Linked DNA regions of Homo sapiens: region 2 is linked to region 1. Evidence: read pairs that join two places in POLR2A ChIA-PET (ENCODE). Cell type or tissue: PC-9. All regions are shown on one strand. Region 1 overlaps SPG11 (SPG11 vesicle trafficking associated, spatacsin). Region 2 overlaps EIF3J (eukaryotic translation initiation factor 3 subunit J).

Evidence for each region. ChIA-PET counts read pairs that join two places held together with the same protein. Peaks named below come from ENCODE experiments on the same cell type or tissue, not always from the same donor. Only the 100,000 strongest peaks of a DNase experiment are listed, where the experiment ranks them.
Region 2: POLR2A ChIA-PET joins it to region 1 with 7 read pairs; 8 of 35 experiments call an interaction of 5 or more read pairs at or near these places.

The regions. Positions count from the first base shown.
Region 1 is chr15:44,595,381-44,599,380 of GRCh38, forward strand. It overlaps SPG11 (SPG11 vesicle trafficking associated, spatacsin), which reads right to left. Exons shown (of 40, transcript NM_025137.4): 22 at 3,251-3,456; 23 at 2,885-2,993; 24 at 1,404-1,563; 25 at 703-975; 26 at 1-79. Among named protein-coding and RNA genes, the nearest start is that of EIF3J, 60 kb to the left of the region's middle. RefSeq lists an enhancer at 819-968. In PC-9, no CTCF peak of the experiment used is centred here; no DNase peak of the experiment used is centred here.
Region 2 is chr15:44,539,448-44,543,447 of GRCh38, forward strand. All of the region lies in intron 2 of EIF3J (eukaryotic translation initiation factor 3 subunit J), which reads left to right. Among named protein-coding and RNA genes, the nearest start is that of EIF3J, 4.3 kb to the left of the region's middle. In PC-9, no CTCF peak of the experiment used is centred here; a DNase peak (open chromatin) is centred at 2,284; H3K27ac peaks cover 392 bases.

The DNA.
Region 1 (4,000 bases):
GTCCCATTGCTTCAGTTGCAACATTGTCCTCCACAGAAGTGATGATCCAAACACAGAGACAAGAAATGGCACTGGCACCCTGCCACGGGATAAATAAAATAACAACTAGGCCTGGATTACCTGGCAAATGTACAAATACTACAGATGGATATTTCCTGTTTAGAATAAGTCACCCAACTTAATTAGTTAAAATGGCTTGAAAAGCCTTCAAACATGAAACAAACTAATGAGCAACCAAGGGACTGTTCTAAACTGTCCTGCAGAGTGTTGCAGGTCACAAGACCAAGAAGCAGACAGAAGGGGGTATATGCAAAAGTCAGGGAAGTACTAATCATAAGAGAGTAGGATTGCCCTCCACTGATCTGCTGATTAAAGGACTGTCTGGAATGTCCCTCTTCCCTGCTAAAGAGGGCACTAAAGAAACAGTGGTGGTCAGTCCACCAAAGCGTCTTTCTCTGTGACTGCCAACCAGAAACCAAGGCTCTGATCACTTGAGTTCACTGAATGTCAAGGCACAAGAAAGTACACCAAATGGCCCAGAGCCTAAGCTAGAGAAGCACAAAATGTTGCAGTGAACTTGGAAACACATGCTGGAACCTCACTGTCATCATCACCCCACTTCTGATTATCAGCCTTTCCTGTCCCTCATTACTTATTCTATTGTTCTCTGGGTACTTACTTCAGGCTTCTCATGATCCTCACCTGGAGACATGAGGCCAGAACACTGAGGATAGGGGCCTGTTGTTTCACTGCTTCAACCAGAAGCCAGTGCCAGGAGTCTGGCTCCTCTGAGCATTGGAGCAGAATTTCAAATAAATCGGTCATCTCTTGTTTGCTTCCTTGAAGTTCCTGGGGGCACTTATTGCAGACTTGATCGCTGTCCATTTTGGAGGTGGGCACTGAGGGCAAGTTCTCAAAAGCCAGCCTTAAGTGGTCTTGAATGACTGGGCTGAAGTACTGGATAAGGGATTTCACCTAGAAGGCATATCAGATGATTAAACAGAAACCCAACTTTCAGTTTCAGCTGGAGCTGAAAATGTTAGAGAAAAGCATAGACAAAATTATGCTTTCTCACCCTGAACTAAGTCAGAGTGACTATTATGTAATTTTACAAAGCTGTATGGTGCCTTTTAATGAATTTTCATATTCAATCTGAAGTCACAAAAGCTTTTCAGCTCTTCAGTACTAGTGCCTTGTCTGATGCCAACCCACTGAAATCTTAGGAAAAATAATAGTATCATATGAAACAAAAGCCCATGTATCCAGTACGTATCCTGGTCAAAAAAAAAAAAAAAAAAAAAAAAAAAAAAGGCCTATGTCATGTCTACACAACAGAAAGAATGCTATCTTCTAAGAAGTGTTCCTATTTCCTTTTGAGTGACTGCTAACAATTAGTGGCTTACCTCTGCTGGGTGGTAGTTGTGGAGTTGGCTGTGAATAATGAACTGCAGCCAATCATTTGCTTTGGCACATTCTCTAAGGTAAGATATGCTTAGTTTCATATTGTGTAGCCTGCAGAACTGCACCACTAATGCCCATTGGCTGCTAGATTCACTGGATAACCTATAATCAGAATTAGAGGTGGGGGTGGTCAAGAAAAAACAAAAAACTCATTAAAATATAGCTTTAGCTTGAACTGGAAAATGAGTAAAAATGATATAAATTAAAGCACAGTGTATTCTCCAACAAATACTAAATATTTATTAGGCTACTTTGAAAAAAGTAGATTCTTTTTTTTTTTTTTTTTTTTGAGACAGAGTTTCGCTCTTGTTGCCTAGGCTGGAGTACAATGGTGCGATCTCAGCTCACTGCAACCTCCGCCTCCTGGGTTCAAGCAGTTCTCCTGTCTCAGCCTCCGAGTAGCTGGGATTACAGGCATGTGCCACCACACCCGGCTAATTTTGTATTTTTACTAAAGACGGGGTTTCTCCATGTTGGTCAGGCTGGTCTTGAACTCCCAACCTCAGGTGATCCGTCCGCCTCACATTCCTGAAGTGCTGGGATTACAGGTGTGAGCCACTGTGCCTGGCCAAAAACAGTAGACTTTTTCACCCATAAGGCAGAATAGCTAGCTTAGCATACTGGCACAATTCATTCCTTCCCCAAGTCATCAATCAAGTACCTATTTATACTGGCTGTGTAGCATCCTTAGGAGAACTGAGGAAGTTGTCAGTCAAGAAACTTTCTGAGCACTTATTTCTCTTGCTCTATTCACTTTAGAGTACTCAGAGGCCTGGTGGGTGCCTGGGCCTCCTCACCAGGGGTAGGGTACATGTTCCTGCTGCAAGCAGGATTCTGCCAAGAACAGAATCAGTGATAGGATGTACAGAAAAAGGGTGCGTTCTCAGGGTCTGGAGTGGTTAGGTCAGCCCCAGTGGGGCAGCATAAAGAAGGCATGAAGTGTAAGGAGGTGCTTTTACATACGGTCACTTCAGCTTCCATTATCAACTGACATAATAAAATGAAAAAAGTAAGGACATGACTTAAAGTCAAATTTTGGAAGACCCATCCTACATCATCCTCTTCTTCATTTTTTTCCAATCCTCCAAGACATCTGAACCCACATCTTCTGGCATTTCAACATGTACCATTTAAAAGACTTCTCTGACTAGCAGGGCAGTGGAGGAGACAAAGCTGCTCTCCATCTCTTGGTAAGTCCATCTCTAAAGAGAGAATTGCTATCTTCACCCTCTTTTCACTGATGGCAAGATGCAATTAAAATCATTATTCATTTACTGAGTATCTGCTACATGCTAGATAAAGAAGAAGATAAGGTCTAGGGGGATTTAGTGAAAACACCAGAGTTGTTCAAAGAAAAACTAGGCAAACACAGGTTGGCACAATAAGCTTGTTAGAAAAGAGGCTGAGACTGCAACTCACAAACCTCTTTATTTCCTGTTGCTGAATGCTGTTCCATGTACCTTCTTCTAAGAGAACAAGCAATTCTTCTGTGGTTGTCTTTTCACCATCAGCTAGTTTAGATAGTTTTTCGGCTGTAAGAAATATAAACAACAAAATATGGTGAAGAGAAAAAGTCAAAACCTGAGCATTTCTGTTTGAATAGTGTGGCTCAGGGCCATTTCAGAACCCAATTAAAGTGCCCAAGAAAGTGAGACAAAGAACACACACTCTGCAGGAAAAGGATAAAACCAAGAAGATAACCATTTTCTCCCCAAACACTCACAATTCAATGCCTTAGACCTCGTCACACCTTCTCTAAACAAAGCAGGCCAGATAAAAGGTGCTGTACCTACAGACTCTCTGATAAAGCTGTACTGAGCATCTTCATTTCTGCACTTGTAGCTCAAAATTATATTGGCCACTTTCATATCAACTCTGAGCTTGAGGCTGTCAAGGCCAAGCAATTCTAAGAAACAAACACATGCAGCTCCTATTGAAGGTATGTGGAAGGAGGAGAGCCCTATAACATAGGCTTCATTGCCTACTTGCTGGATCCTGAAAAAGAAAGGAATCAAAATCACATCAGCACATGAAAATTATGTCTCACCAGGAAAAGCAAATGGAATTAAATCAGTGACAGAGGGAGTGCCAGCCATGTGATTTGTGGCCTCCTCTCCCTTACCTTTTGCCCCTTGCACATACCCGTTTAGGTTCCTGGTAGCTTTTCAGTTGTCTTTTGGCCCAAGAGCCCCCCGCTTCCCTTAAGCTGACTTTCTAAAACGCTTAGTCATAGTCTAAACTATTCTTGCTTCCAACTTCATCAAGACATGAAGTACAACTTCTGAAAGACTGCCAACTTGTGATCTTATCAATTATGAGTACGTATACAAACTACGAAGAATATCAATGCCACTTAAATGTAAGTTTGACATCATGAAGCACATTTAAAAAAACTCATATAGGCCTTTTATAGGAATAGAAAATTTGGGAAAGACACAAGAAATTACTATTTTTTATTTTTATTATTATTTTTTTGAGATGGAGTCTCGTTTTGTAGCCCAGACTGGAGTGCAGTGGTGTGATTCTTGGCTCACTTCAA
Region 2 (4,000 bases), 56 kb before region 1:
CCCAGGCTGGAGTGCAGTGGCACAATCTCCGCTCACTGCAAGCTCCGCCTCCCAGGTTCACTCCATTCTCCTGCCTCAGCCTCCCGAGGACTACAGGTGCCCACCACCACGCCCGGCTAATTTTTTCTATTTTTAGTAGAGACGGGGTTTCACCGTGTTAGCCAGGATGGTCTCAATCTCCTGACCTTGTGATCTGCCCGCCTTGGCCTCCCAAAGTGCTGGGATTACAGGCGTGAGCCACCACACCCGGCCCCAGTTGCTGTTTTAGTGCTAAATTTCTTTTTCTTTTTTTTTTTTTTTTTTAACTTAAAGCAATCTATCTATTCATCTAATTTTTTGAGAGAAGGTCTCACCCCGTTTCCCAGGCTGGAGTGCAGTGGCACGATCTCTGCAACCTCCGCCTCCCGGATTCAAGTGATTCTCCAGCCTCAGCCTTTCTAGTAGCTGGGATTACAGGTGTGCACCGCCGTGCCCAGCTAATTTACATATTTTTTTCTTTTTTTTTTTTTTGAGATAGAGTCTTGCTCTGTCACCCAGGCTGGAGTGCCGTGGCACGATCTTGGCTCACTGCAACCTCCGCCTCCCAGGTTCAAGCAGTTCTCTGCCTCAGCCTCCCGAGTAGCTGGGATTACAAGCGCCCACCACCACACCCAGCTAATTTTTGTATTTTTAGTAGAGACGGGGTTTCACCATCTTGGCCAGGCCGGTCTTGAACTCCTGACTTCGTGATCCACCCGCCTCGGCCTCCCAAAGTGCTGGGATTACAGACGTGAGCCACCGCGCCTGGCTATATATATATATATATATATATATATATATATTTTTTTTTTTTTTTTGTAGATACAGGGTTTCGCCATGTTACCTAGGCTGGTCTCAAACTCCTGAGGTCAAAGTGATCTTCCCGCCTCGGCCTCCCAGAGTGCTGGGATTACAGATGTGAGCCACTGCACCTGACCTATTTATTTTGAGACGGATTTGTGAGACTGGCTAATTTTTGTGTTTTTGGTAGAGGTGGAGTTTCGCCAAGTTGCCCAGGCTGGTCTCAAACTCCTGAGGTTAAAGCGATCTTCCCGCCTTGGCCTCCCAGAGTGCTGAGATTACAGGTGTGAGCCACTGCACCTGGCCTATTTATTTTGAGACAGATTTGTGAGACTGGCTAATTTTTGTGTTTTTGGTAGAGATAGAGTTTCGCCAAGTTGCCCAGGCTGGTCTCGAACTCTTGGAGTCAAGTGATCTATCCTCCTCAGCCTCCTAAAATGCTGGGATTATGGGCGTGAGCCAGCAGACTCAGCCATATCACCAAATTTCTGAATTCTTATGTTTTTGTACTTTTTATGAGGAGTTGCAGACAAGGCTTAGTTTCCGTGAGGTCTTCTGTTCATGTCAGCATCTAGTACTTAACCTTTAAAAATACAGGTTTAATGTCATTTGTAATGTCCTGGGAAATGAAAGGAAAACTGATGTTTTTGTTATTATAATTTGCTCCAGCACTTTACTCTCATTTAGTAGACTTAGTATTTTGCTGTCCTTGACTTTTCAAATAGCTGTCTGGCAGTGGCAGAAGTGGACTTAGGTGAAACTGTACAACCGTTAATATATATGGCAAGAAAAGACTATGCTTTTCCCCAGTTAAAAAGATGAGAACTCGGGAGCATAGTTTCCCATCACCCTGGCTTTATTTACCTTTTTTACTATCCTGATAGTTGTGCAGAGGTAGTGGGAAGAATTGTTCACTTGGCATATATGACTCCTTCCTCATTGCTGGTATGATATGTAGGATGTGTTGACTGAGAAGGCAGTGAGTACCTACTGGACACAAGGACAACATAACTTTTGCTCCATTTTACTAGTCTCCTAGCATTTCAGTAGAACAGTTTAGAAGCTAGATTTATTCAAAGGGTACAGAGTTTGCAGAAACTTATAGCTGTGTTCAGCCATCTCACGCATTTGCCTCTGTAACCATATAGCATTTCTTTTAAAAGATCCTGAAGAGGCTGAGGCAAGAGGATTGCGTGAGCCTAGGAGTTTGAAGCCAGCCTGGGCAACATAGCAAGACCCCAACACATTTAAAGAGAGAGCGATCCTGAAGAACAGATTTAGTTGAGCCTCTCTCGTCCTACTCATTCACTCTCTGTTAGGATCCTATTCCAATAAATAGTTTGAATCTACCAGATAGGGACAATTTTCAGGGGTTGGAAACAACTTCTAAAGAACAGGATCTGTATTTTACAGAATGTGAAATTACTAGGAAATACCCAGAAGGTGGGCATTTTGCCAGAAAATGGGTATTTTGAAGAGAGTGTGTGTATGTGTAACTTAAGAAAAATTCCAAACATGCAGTAGAGAGAAACATTTAATAAACCAGTGACCAGTCTTGTCTCCTCTGTATCCCCACTTTCCTCCTCCAACCAGATTATTTTCAAGAAAATCTCAATCATATCATTTCATACCCTGCCACTTTTATAAACTAGCAAGTTTTGAATTAGGAAGCATGTTTGTTATTGAAAAATATTTTCTTGTCATGATGGATCATTGTAAATAAACCACTTGTTTAGTGTTCAGTGTCTTGATATCGCTGAGCCAGAAATTTAAAGTAGATTGATAACTGTCCTGAATATGAGACAGGTAGGCATTGAGATGGAACTCAGCTGAGTGCTGATCCATTGTAGTATGTTAAAAGCTTAATGAATTGAATTAAATGAAGTAGAATTTACTAAGGCAGGCACCTTGGCTTCTAGGCACCCAGCATAGTTCTGAGATGGTGGAAGAACATTTTGGCTTTTAAAAAACTGAACTTTGCTGGGAAGTCTACCCTTGCCAAGATCTCGTTGCACAGTTCTGAGTTCTCTCAGAACTGCACAGCTTACAGAACACAAATTAAAGGCTTTTTTTTTCTTTCCCAGCAAGAGATTATGTTTTACCTAAACCAAATTATTTAAAGAAAAAAGGAGAAGGAGTATATGTTAGTTCCTAGGCTGTTGCTATAGGGCAAAAGAGTTTTATTGCTCGTTTGAAGCTACTTCTATTTGACAATCTATAAATACATCTTGCTTAAGTTGGAAAGCATTTTCAGCCCTAAATGTGTTCTCATTGCATGTGACATAATGTAGTTTTATATTATGAAGACAGAACCAGCTAACTACTGGCCACATTGTTAGAAATAAAAAGAAAGCAAGATATAAAGTTTTCTGCTTTGCTTCTGATACTTAGTTGTGTTCAATTAGGGAAGCAAGTTTTAAAGTTAAAAAGCAGCCATCTCTTTCATAGAAATAGCTTAAATGATGGGTGTGTATCTGCAGGGCAAGAGTATAGATAAGCAAGTAGTTTATAAACAGGCCCTATTCTAAGAAGCTAGCCATTTTAGGAGAGCAGCCTGGGTGATTCTTTTGAAGATAAATTGGATATTATAGTTGAAAGATTAATTGGCTACCAAAAATAATTGGGTAAAGGATTTAATTGGATGTTCATAGGTAGTCTCTTGAACCAAATAACCATTTAGGGCTCTTTGAAGTGAGTTGTAGACTTGCTCCCTATTTTAAGTGTTAATTTTAGCTGTTTCTCTAGGAAGCCTTTTTACATTTTATCTGAATTTGCTGCTGGAATTTACAAACTTCTAATGTTTACAAAAAATTGGGCATATTTTTTGAAGCAGCGTGGTGAACATTCTACCTTAAATCTACTTTTCAGACACTTAATTTTATAACTATGGAAACAAAAACTCTAACTTCCTGGGGAAAGCTACCTGGCCTTTTGCTTTTATAATTACATCTGTTTGGAAGTGTGACCAGTCTCTTTTTGCTGACACTTACTATGCTCCTTTCTTTAGGGGCTTAGTGCTAGTTTGGTAGTAACTTCAGGGCAGACTTGTAAGCACTTTGGGGAGAGAGTGACAGTCAAGGTTTGGATGGTCCTTTTATGAATTGAGGAGCAGATGTCATGGCTCTTCTTGGTACATGTTGATAGGAACCACTTTTTTTTTTTTTTTTTGAGATGGAGTTTC